Linked DNA regions of Homo sapiens: region 1 is linked to region 2. Evidence: chromatin contacts called from ENCODE Hi-C or POLR2A ChIA-PET data. All regions are on one chromosome and are shown on one strand. Each heading gives the region's core, a stretch centred on a gene start or an enhancer-like site at or near the end of the contact. The rest is flanking DNA. Distances are from core to core; before and after follow the strand shown.

Evidence for each region. Hi-C counts contacts between places; a loop is a spot of excess contacts on that map. ChIA-PET counts read pairs that join two places held with the same protein, here RNA polymerase II (POLR2A). Pooled maps may share reads with other maps.
Region 1: a map with no recorded cell type shows a loop between it and region 2 (7-fold over the local background). The contact joins two enhancer-like sites. A Hi-C loop is called at or near these places in 2 of 37 single-sample maps with no recorded cell type and 3 of 50 pooled maps. POLR2A ChIA-PET finds 5 or more read pairs at or near these places in 2 of 52 experiments (IMR-90 and WTC11).

What each region holds. Positions count from the first base shown.
Region 1 is chr9:107,256,091-107,262,099 of GRCh38, reverse strand. No RefSeq gene overlaps it. Among named protein-coding and RNA genes, the nearest start is that of RAD23B, 24 kb to the left of the region's middle. RefSeq lists an enhancer at 3,153-3,692. Within about 2 kb of position 1,444, at least 3 of the 41 ENCODE cell types and tissues checked have a DNase peak (open chromatin) inside an H3K27ac peak, as active enhancers do.
Region 2 is chr9:106,753,418-106,759,123 of GRCh38, reverse strand. No RefSeq gene overlaps it. Among named protein-coding and RNA genes, the nearest start is that of ZNF462, 110 kb to the left of the region's middle. Within about 2 kb of position 3,288, at least 6 of the 41 ENCODE cell types and tissues checked have a DNase peak (open chromatin) inside an H3K27ac peak, as active enhancers do.

The DNA of each region.
Region 1 (6,009 bases), core at 195-2,694, 500 kb before region 2:
AGAATGCTTTATGATTACTGATCATTGAATCAAATTGAAAATATTAGTCACTCTGTACCTTGATTATAGGACCCAGCATATAAGGGATTTTTTTAAATGTTTATTGAATTAAAGAATTGAATATATTCTTATTCTGAGAGATTTTATTTTCAAAGAAAACCATATTTTTTCAATTAAGTGATGTTGACAGGATTAGAAAATGAGATTATTGTATATGTTGTATTACACAATGCACATAGTAAAAAGAGAATAACACAAATACCAAAAAATAATTTCTACAGCCATTTTCAAAACAAATACTGGATTCCCACTTTAAGATGGTGAATTAAAACTGAGTTCATTTTTTTCTCCTCTAAATCTTTTTGAAGTAATTTCAAAAAACGTCCCAAAACACAACAGCTTTGGAAACCAAAACAAAGTGATGTGATAGTTATACAAAAATGATCCCAGTGAACCACGCTTGTTGGTACTTATTCCTCTGTGTAGTCTCCTCCCATATTGCAGGTGGACTTTAATCAATAAAATGCAGTGACAGTGATGCTGTAGCATTTTGGATTTAAGCCTTTAAAAGTCCTGGCACCTTCCTTTTTTGCACTCATGAAAGCGGACCATAATGTATGCATCCAGCTACCACGCTGTAGAAAGTGGTCATGTGTAGAAACCCTGGAGGATGAGATACCCCTAAGGATGAGGAGACAGGCCATGTGGAGAAGCATCAAGTTGCTAGACATGTGAGAGAAGTCATCTTGGATGTCTCCATGCAGCACAGCCTCCAGAGGACTGCCGTCCTAGCTGCTATCTATGACTGCATGAGAGACCAGAAGTGAGACCAGAAGAACAGCTCAGCTAAACTCAGTCAACACAGAGGCTCATAAGATAATAATAAATTGTTGTTTTAAACCACTACGTTTTTGGTAGATTGTACTCAGCTATAGTTCTGAAAGCTATAAAGCATCTGGAAATAGATTGACAGAAAAAAAAGAAAACACGTAAATTTTTCTGTATGAGTTCAAAGAAGAAAATTCCAAGCTCAGAGCCCAGGCACAGCTGTTAGGAGCCAGCCCTGAGGCAATTCACAGAACTAGGGGCTGGGAAGTGAACTGAAGGACTTCAGAAATTGCTAGCCTTCACTGTGCTAGATGTACTTGCTAACTGAAATTTGCCACAGTCAGTTCCTAAGCTGGGAGCTAAGGAGTTCAGTGGGATCAGTGCCCCTTCAGGTTACCATTATACATTGAATGTGTCACCTCCGCAGTTAAATCCCACAGCATCTCTTAGGATCCCAAAGTCAGAGGCTGGAATATTTGACAGTGTCAGGAGTGTGGGTGTGGGCAGAAACATCAAAACAAAGAATTAGGAGAGCTTCATTTATTCTGCTCGAGGGAGTTTCTAAACTGCCTCTAGGGAGGTGAGTAACTGAACCGATTCAAAGAGCAAAGGTTGAGCCTTACTGAGCTTGTTGTTCTCACCAAATAAAGGGGGAAGTGGAAACAAACAAAACCACAAAGGGAGAGATCTTTTAGCCAGTGCAATAATAAGAGCTATCACTTATATGCCATTTACCATGTGTTAAAGGCCACTGTTCCAGTTCACTCACAACCTTATAGAAAACCGTGGTAAAGAGGTTTGTGGTGTATGAATGGCAGCAGCCTGATCTTAGAGTTATAAACACAAGGCGATAAAAGTGACATTTCAAATCAGTGGGAAAAGAATGGATGCTCCAATAATAGCAAGTTCCTAATGCAGAAATTCGGCCAGTTATAGGTGGGTCAAATATTCCAGCTATGAAAAATTAAAATAAAGACAAAGATAAACCATGTGCTATGTTCAATTAATAGAGTGTGATTACAAATCAGTAAAAAAAATTGAGTGCCCTAAACTTGCCAAATTATATGGACAGACAACAAACAAATGAAAAATACAAGTGGTCAATAAATACACATTTGGAAATGCACTCCGTCTGGGTACGGTGGCTCACGCCTATAATCCCAGCACTTTGGGAGGCTGAGGCGGGTGGATCAATTGAGGTCAGGAGTTCAAGACCAGGCTGGCCAACATGGTGAAACCCTATCTCTACTAAAAACACAAAAATTAGTCAGGAGTGGTGGCACACACGTGTAGTCCCACCTACTCAGGAGGCTGAGGCAGGAGAATCGCTTGAATCCAGGAGGTGGAGGTTGCAGTGAGCCAAGATCGTGCCAATGCACTGCAGCCTGGGCAACAGAGTGAGATTCCGCTTCAAAAAAAAAAGAAAAGAAAAGAAAAGAAAAAGCACTCCAAGGCTGAGACTGGAAGATCGCTTAAGTCGGTGAGGTCGAGGCTGCAGTGAGCTATGATCGTCCGATTTCACTCCAGCCTAGGTGACAGAGCGAGATCCTATCTCAAATAGATAAATAGACAAAAAATAAAAAATAAAAAAGCATTCCACTTCACCAGTATTCAAACTCAACAGGAGTGATAACAACATATTAGTTATCACATATGGAACTTACAAGGAAATAATTTGAGGCAATATGCCTTATTAAATATTTAACCTTCATATGAAGTTGGAAAATGCCAAACAAGGTGATGCTGGGACAAAATGGAACAAATTGAATATTGAAAAAGATTATGTGATGAAAGTGACAATCAAATAAAGAAAAGGAAGATTACTTGGTTACATTATATTGGGACCATTAATTAAATGAAAAAAAAATCAGTTGGATTTATATCCTATACCATAGACTAAAATCATTCCAAACAGATGAGGGACTTACGTGTGAAAAATGAAACCTTTAAACAACTAGCAAGAAGTAGAGGTGAGTATTTACCTTATCTCAAGATAGGCAATGGCTTTCTGAGCACAAAATAAGGAATAAATTATAAAGTTAAAAGACTTAAGCTGGGTGCAGTGGCTCACACCTATAATCTCAGCACTTTGGGAGGCCAGGAAGGAGGATCACCTGAGGTCAGGAGTTCCAGACCAGCCTGGCCAACATGGTGATGAAACCCTGTCTCTACTAAAATATAAAAAATTAGCCAGTGAATCGCTTGAACTCGGGAGGCGGAGGTTGCAGTGAGCTGAGATTGAGCCATTGCACTCCAGCCTGGGAGACAAGAGGGAGACTCTGTCTCAAAAAAAAAAAAAAAAAGGCTTAATAACATCAATATCTATAATATATCTATTAAAAAACAAAGCAAAAACTACTTTAATTGCAATAATCTTTCATATGTAACATAGTAAGATAATACTCTTTATTGTTATCTTGCTAATCAGTTCAAATATCAAAGGGATACAGTTTTTGACTTATTTAATTGGCCAGGATTTGTATTAATGTGGCAATACTCAATGTAAGTAAAGATACAAAGAGATGGAGATTTTCTTGTGCTGCTTATAGACATATAAATAGGCAGTATTCCTGGAAAGTTATTTGGCAATATGTGTAAAAGGTCTTTAGAACTGTCATCGTTTTTGACATAATAAATCTACTTCTAGGAATTAATCCTAAGGAGATATTCAGAAATATGAACTCTTTTTATAAATAAGATTTATCCCTCTCCCTCTCCCTCTCCCTCTCCCTCTCCCTCTCCGTCTCCCTCTCACTCTCCGTCTCCCTCTCGCTCTCCCTCTCCCCACGGTCTCCCTCTCATGCGGAGCCGAAGCTGGACTGTACTGCTGCCATCTCGGCTCACTGCATCCTCCCTGCCTGATTCTCCTGCCTCAGTCTGCCGAGTGCCTGCGATTGCAGGCACGCGCCGCCACGCCTGACTGGTTTTGGTGGAGACAGGGTTTCGCTGTGTTGGCCGGGCCGGTCTCCAGCCCCTAACCGCGAGTGATCCGCCAACCTCGGCCTCCCGAGGTGCCGGGATTGCAGACGGAGTCTCGTTCACTCAGTGCTCAATGGTGCCCAGGCTGGAGTGCAGTGGCGTGATCTCGGCTCACTACAACCTACACCTCCCAGCTGCCTGCCTTGGCCTCCCAAAGTGCCGAGATTGCAGCCTCTGCCCGGCCGCCACCCCGTCTGGGAAGTGAGGAGTGTCTCTGCCTGGCCGCCCATCGTCTGGGATGTGAGGAGCCCCTCTGCCTGGCTGCCCAGTCTGGAAAGTGAGGAGCGTCTCCGCCCGGCCGCCATCCCATCTAGGAAGTGAGGAGCACCTCTTCCCAGCCGCCATCACATCTAGGAAGTGAGGAGCGTCTCTGCCCGGCCGCCCATCGTCTGAGATGTGGGGAGCGCCTCTGCCCCGCCGCCCCATCTGGGATGTGAGGAGCGCCTCTGCCCGGCCGAGACCCCGTCTGGGAGGTGAGGAGCGTCTCTGCCCGGCCGCCCCGTCTGAGAAGTGAGGAGACCCTCTGCCTGGCAACCACCCCGTCTGAGAAGTGAGGAGCCCCTCCGCCCGGCAGCTGCCCCGTCTGAGAAGTGAGGAGCCTCTCCGCCCGGCAGCCACCCCATCTGGGAAGTGAGGAGCATCTCCGCCCAGCAGCCACCCCATCCGGGAGGGAGGTGGGGGGGGGTCAGCCCCCCACCCGGCCAGCCGCCCCATCCGGGAGGGAGGTGGGGGGTCAGCCCCCCCGCCCGGCCAGCCGTGCCATCCGGGAGGGAGGTGGGGGGGTCAGCCCCCCGCCCGGCCAGCCGCCCCGTCCGGGAGGTGAGGGGCGCCTCTGCCCGGCCACCCCTACTGGGAAGTGAGGAGCCCCTCAGCCCGGCCAGCCACCCCGTCCGGGAGGGAGATGGGGGGGTCAGCCCCCCCACCCGGCCAGCCGCCCCGTCCGGGAGGGAGGTGGGGGGGTCAGCCCCCCGCCTGGCCAGCCGCCCCGTCCGGGAGGGAGGTGGGGGGGTCAGCCCCCCGCCCGGCCAGCCGCCCCGTCTGGGAGGTGAGGGGCGCCTCTGCCCGGCCGCCCCTACCGGGAAGTGAGGAGCCCCTCTGCCCGGCCAGCCGCCCCGTCCGGGAGGGAGGTGGGGGGGTCGGCCCCCCGCCCGACCAGCCGCCCCATCCGGGAGGGAGGTGGGGGGGTCAGCCCCCCGCCCGGCCAGCCGCCCTGTCCGGGAGGGAGGTGGGGGTGTCAGCCCCACGCCCGGCCAGCCGCCTCGTCCGGGAGGGAGGTGGGGGGGTCAGCCCCCCGCCCGGCCAGCCGCCCCGTCCGGGAGGGAGGTGGGGGGGGTCAGCCCCCCTGCCCGGCCAGTGGCCCCGTCCGGGAGGTGAGGGGCGCCTCTGCCCGGCCGCCCCTACTGGGAAGTGAGGAGCCCCTCTGCCCGGCCAGCCGCCCCGTCCGGGAGGGAGGTGGGGGGGGTCAGCCCCCCTGCCCGGCCAGCCGCCCCGTCCGGGAGGTGAGGGGCGCCTCTGCCCGGCCGCCCCTACTGGGAAGTGAGGAGCCCCTCTGCCCGGCCAGCCGCCCCGTCCGGGAGGGAGGTGGGGGTGTCAGCCCCCCGCCCGGCCAGCCGCCCCGTCCAGGAGGGAGGTGGGGGGGGTCAGCCCCCCCCGCCCGGCCAGCCGCCCCGTCCGGGAGGTGAGGGGCGCCTCTGCCCAGCCACCACCCCGTCTGGGAGGTGTGCCCAACAGCTCATTGAGAACGGGCCAGGATGACAATGGCGGCCTTGTGGAATAGAAAGGCGGGAAAGGCGGGGAAAAGATTGAGAAATCGGATGGTTGCCGTGTCTGTGTAGAAAGAAGTAGACATGGGAGACTTTTCATTTTGTTCTGCACTAAGAAAAATTCCTCTGTCTTGGGATCCTGTTGATCTGTGACCTTACCCCCAACCCTGTGCTCTCTGAAACATGTGCTGTGTCCACTCAGGGTTAAATGGATTAAGGGCGGTGCAAGATGTGCTTTGTTAAACAGATGCTTGAAGGCAGCATGCTCGTTAAGAGTCATCACCAATCCCTAATCTCAAGTAATCAGGGACACAAACACTGCGGAAGGCCGCAGGGTCCTCTGCCTAGGAAAACCAGAGACCTTTGTTCACTTGTTTATCTGCTGACCTTCCCTCCACTATTGTCCCATGACCCTGCCAAATCCCCCTCTGTGAGAAAC
Region 2 (5,706 bases), core at 2,039-4,538:
TTTGGTTTGCATTTCCTGAATGACTAATGGTACTGAGCATTTTTTTCATGTGCTTATTGGCCATGTGTATATCTTCTTGGGAGAAATGTTGATTCAAGCCCTTTGCCTATTTTAAAATCAGGTTGTTTGCCTTTTTGTTGTTGTTGAGTTTAAGAGTTCTTCATGTATTGTGAATGTCAGTTCCTTATGATTAGTAAGTATTTCCTTGTATTCTATGACTTGCCTTTTCACTCTCTTTATAGTATCCTTTGATGCACTAAAGTTTTTTATTTTGATGAAGTTTAATTTATCTATTTTTTCTTTTATTGCCTGCACTTCTGGTGTCAGTGTATTCCCAAATATTTTATCCTTTTTGATTCTATTGTAAACGGAATTTTTTAAATTTCCTTTTCACATTGTTCATTGTTAGTGTGTAGAAATGCACTGGATTTTCATGTTTTCATCTTTGATTTATGAGGACAATAACAACCTGACTTGCAGGGATTTGTGATGATGACATTTATGTCTAAGACAGGCCTTATTGAATTGCAGGTGCTCAATAAATGGCAACTATTATTAATAATATTATTACTGATTGATTTGTTATTGGCATTCTGGGCTAGATTCCCATAGAGAAAGTGTAGCTCAACTCTAAACTTTCAGGTCATGGAGAGGTATCAGGCATTGGAAAAACAGCTTGATCTGGGGTTAATCCAGCCTCTGACATTTCTTATCCTCATGATCTTGAAAAAATTATTTCACAACTCTAAACTGGAGTGTGCCCATTTGAAAATTGGGAATGGTAATATCTGACTGATAGTATTTCTGTAAAGATCAAAGAAAGTAATGTGTGTGGTATATGCTAGATCTGATACCTAGCACACAGCAGTGATTATTACTATAGCTAGGAACCCTACAGCTAGACTAGTTGGGCTTAAAGCTTGACTCTTACACTTACTAGCTGGTGAACTTGAGCAAGTTATTTCCCTCCTGTGCCTCAGTTTTCTCATCTATAAAAGGGAGATGATAGTGGTACCTACCTTGTAGTGTTGTTTGGAATTAAATGAGTTAAGATATGTAAAGTGCCCTGTGCCTGGCATATACAAGCAGTATGTGATGGCTATTATTATTATCATCATCATTGTAGCTACTATAGTCGCCTTGCTGCCCTCTATCAGAAAGTATATAGATTGCCTTATAAAACTATTTATAATCTTTTTCCCCCACATTAAGTGAATGATGTCTTTAAAAAAAAGGAAAAGGAGGAGTCTCTACCCACAGACAAGAACTCCCCCATTGGGAGTGCTTCCTCTGTCTCCTGCTTGCAGTGACACCACCTGGAGGGAACCCACCACCCCCCCACCACCACCACCCCCAGCAGCTCCAGCAACAGGCCTGCCAGAGATCTGAGCAGATGTTTCTGCTTTTCAGACCCAGGCGTTTCCTCTCTTCTAGGAGCACATGCCAGCACAGTCAATATCTGGAAACCCGCTGCTTCACAGTAGGGCTGAGAACTAAACTGGTACTTTACTAGAAAATGGTAATAAAGCAATTTGAATTGCTTTTCATCCTCCTTGCTCTTAACAGCTTTTAGGTTCATATGAGACCAATCAATTAATCCTGCTTCAGAGCTACAGGAATGGGGTGTTTTCCAGCCTCTGAATAGGAGATGGGCCCATAACAGAGATTTTTCCAGCCGTATTTCACAAGGACCATTTAGCCTGGCATCTAGAGCAATGGTGGGCAGAGGTGCCACTTGGTTGGCACCATATTCTTACAGCCTGGCCAGTTCCCCAGGTGCAAAAGAATGGCTTCTACCCCAAAGGCAAACCATAAATGTGATTCTTCTTTGTATAGTCTTTTCCTTCCATTCTCATTTCCTTCAATCCCAGGTTTCTGTATGAAAGAGTTAATAAGGTAGAGGATGATTCACCTGCATGGAAACTGATATGTACATTAAAAAAGGAGCTGCCATTTCCTTCCTGATCAAGTGTGATGTAGTTCCTTTGAAAGCCTCCTCTCTCACCTTGAGGAAGTTCTTACAGATCTCAGCATCCATAGATCTGTGTCCAGCACACAGTAACACTCAGAGAATAATGGATGAAGTGGATTAAAATAGAAATGAAATGAAAATTTAGAAAGAATGGAGGCGAGGGAAGGATTTTTTCCTATTTTTTCATGACCAAGTATTGAATATTATTATTTTAAGAATTAATATATTTTAAAAATCTTCACATTAAAAGATAAATGGGGCTGGGCATGGTGGCTCATGCCTGTAATCCCAGGACCTTGGGAGGCCGAGGAGGGCAGATCACTTGAGGCTAGGAGTTCGAGACCAGCCTGTCCAACATCGTGAAACCCCATCTCTACTAAAAATACAAAAAGTAGCTGGGCATCGTGGCAGGTGCCTGTAATCTCAGCTACTTGGGAGGGTAAGGCAGGAGAATTGCTTGAACTTGGGAGGTGGAGGTTGTAGTGAGCCGAGATCTCGCCACTACACTTCAGCCTGGGTGATAGAGCAAGACTTTGTCTCAAAAAAAAGAAAATTAATAAATAAAGACAAATGGTTAGTCCATAAATGGAAGGTAACAGATTAAAAGTGGTCAATGCCCGTGGACGAACATATTTACTCTGGCACACGAATTGGTGTTGAGAGAAATTTATGTTCTTCCTTCATTGTGAAATTAGTGGAGGGTATTTATCCACCTCAGCACAGATATTTGCCAGAAGTTGTCTCAAGACCTCAAGCACAACTTGTTTAGACATTTTCCAGTTGTAATTTTTTTCTAGGCTGTTAAAAATATTGACTTTGACAGCTTTAAAATGATGGCCTCAGAATTGGAATAATTTACATTCTGGAATTAAGATAATTCAAGCATTTCTGCTGGCAAGGAACAAGGGTAGGAACCAGTTATATAAATCCCAGATTTGTGGGAGACTGAACCATTAGCATAGATTCGTCGTCTGTGGATATTCAGAGCAGTCACCTTCCCATGTAAATGAATCTTTATGTCTCTTCCAGGCAGGCCCAGATTCTGAGCTATTTTCGTAACTTCTTTCGGATCAGGTGATCTGGAAGAGGGTGGGCGAAGGCGTCAGACTCAGGCCACACTCATGTTGCCGGCCTCTTGGTGTTCTGCAAGAGACACAGAAAGCCTGAGGAAAAATTCTAGCCACTGTCTGGCTGTTGTGTGTTTACCTTAGACGTTCTCTCCTTTAACTCCTGAGTCTCAGTCCCAGAGAGTCAACATAGAAGGCATTCAGAACAGCTCAGTGGTCCTGGACCTGACCCAGCTCTCTCTGCCAGATTCCAAACACACCTGCTAAACAGATTCTTTTCTCCCAGCGCTCTGCTGACATTTCAGCTGGAACCAAAGTCACTCTCTTAGTCCACAGCATTCCTCTGACTGCTAACGGGACCATTTGTCCTCTCCATTCCTTAGGAGTTTCTCTTTGACTCTGACTGGAAACACCTAAGTCAAAAGAAAACTTGGTCCAAACCCCGAGGCTATGGCTGGGAAATAATGGAGTGGTAATCATATTCAATAGGAAACAATGAAAGCAACAGCTTCCCTCAAATGGATTCGTCCTCATCCTTGGTACTAGGTACACTTGTGCTTGTCACATTTTGTCATCCTCGAGTGGCTCTGAGGTGTCATCCAGATTTCACAAGTGAAAAAAAGATTAGAAAAACTAAAGAATTTCCCCAGAGGCACCTGACTGGTGACTAGGTCAGATGGACCCCAAGCCCATGGTTTGGATATTTCAGCTGTCACCTCTAGCAAAGATGTAGATGACTATCCCTGTGGAAATCAAGAGGTGGAAGAGACACTGGAGATGACAAGGGCTTCTCCCAAATACGTATCATGTGCATGAGTGTAAGTTCAAATCAGTCACGGCATCATGGTCATTTGGAATTCTGTGATTGGAAGATATATTAAAGCCCTTCTAAATCAAATCTTTAACGCTCAAAGCCTGACACCCTTAAGCATATGGCAGATTATTAACCGGGGATGATTTTGACCCTCTGGGAACATTTGGTGATGTCTGAAGGTATTTTCAGTTGTCACAACTTGGGCCGGACGCCTGTGGGTAGTAGAGACCAGGGATGCAGCTAAAACTCCTGCAGTGCTCAGGACAGCCACACCCCACCCCATTCCCTTCAGCACAAAACAGAATTATCTGAATCAGATCATGTCAGTAGTGTTGAAGTTGAGAAACCCTGAAAAATGGAAAGGCAAGATGAGAGAAACATGGACACTGGAGATCATCTGGATCAAGCCCCTCAATGTTATTAAAAAAAGAGACCCAAAATGGTGAAGTCACTAACCCTTGGTCACATGGCAAGATTTTGGTAGAGTTGGAGTTGAACTACACTGGACATGAGCATATGAATAGCTATATTAATAAATATCTATAATAATATGAACAATCACAATTGCAATGCATTAATAGAAAAATGTAAAAAGAAAAATATTGACAGTTATTATCACCAGGGATAGTCACATTTACTCTGCATATGTAGGTACAACAAGTATGACAGGAAGATACTGCCCATATATAATTCCTGTTTAAAAAAAACTTTTTTTTTTTGAGCAACAAGAGAGGAATGAACCAGCTTAAAATCTCACAGCTCATAAGAACCTGGAATTGAACTCTTTTCTCTTAAATCAAAGGCCTTTGGGATGACCAGCAGGGCCTTGGTTCTTTCCATGACTGAAAGGGCATTAAAAAGAGAAAGTTTATACCCATATACATGAAAACCGCAGGATATTCAAACATCTTTTGTAGTATCACAGTCATCTGCATTTGATATATCTTTTGAGTCTATTGCTATGAAGGATGTTGCATTTACTCCTGCAGGCTCTGCTATTGGGTATATAAATCGCTCTAAAATTTCTGGAGGATAATTAAGCACTATGTATGAGGAGCCACCCTTTGATACAGTGATTTTACTTGTTGGAATCTGTCCTAAGAAAACAATTAGAGTTGCAGATAGATTTATGCACAGATATTATGATAATAATAATAGCTGGGATTTATCGAGCTCACACCATATGCCAGAGTCTGTTTTAAGTGCTTTCCATGCATCATCTTATTTGCTCCTCATAACACTATGAGGTAAGTATTATTCTCATCCCCATTTATACATGGGAAGCTGAGGCTTAGAGAGTCTCAGTAATTTGGCCAAGGTTACTTGGCTACTATATTATAAAGGGAATTCAAGGCCAGGCAAACTGATTCACAGGGTTTCTTCATTTTAATTGCTATACAATACCAACTGATAGCAGTAAATTACACATTTATCAGGAAACATTGGAAAGAATCTGATGTCTAACATGAGTGCACTTGGTTAGGGGAGTTATGGCCTGTTTCCTCTTTTGGTATCTTGGCCTAAAGTAAACCTGGACTATGTCTTCCTTGGGTAGAAAAGGATGGCAGATCTGCTTGGAGGCTTTGCAGATAGTTCATATTTGTGCAGTCTGTCATTTAATAGAGCTTAACTCTGGTCACAGGAAGGAGAATGCAGCAGACCGGAACTCAGACAGACCTCAGTTTGAATCCTGGCTTGGCCACATCCTAGAAGCTCAGCCTTTGATAAGGCACATTTTCTTCACCAAACCTCACTTTCCACATCATTAAAATGGGGAAGTCACATCCACCTGGTGGAGTGGCTGCATGAAACCCTTGACTTGCAGAAGTGCTCAATGACGCACAGTGGGTGCT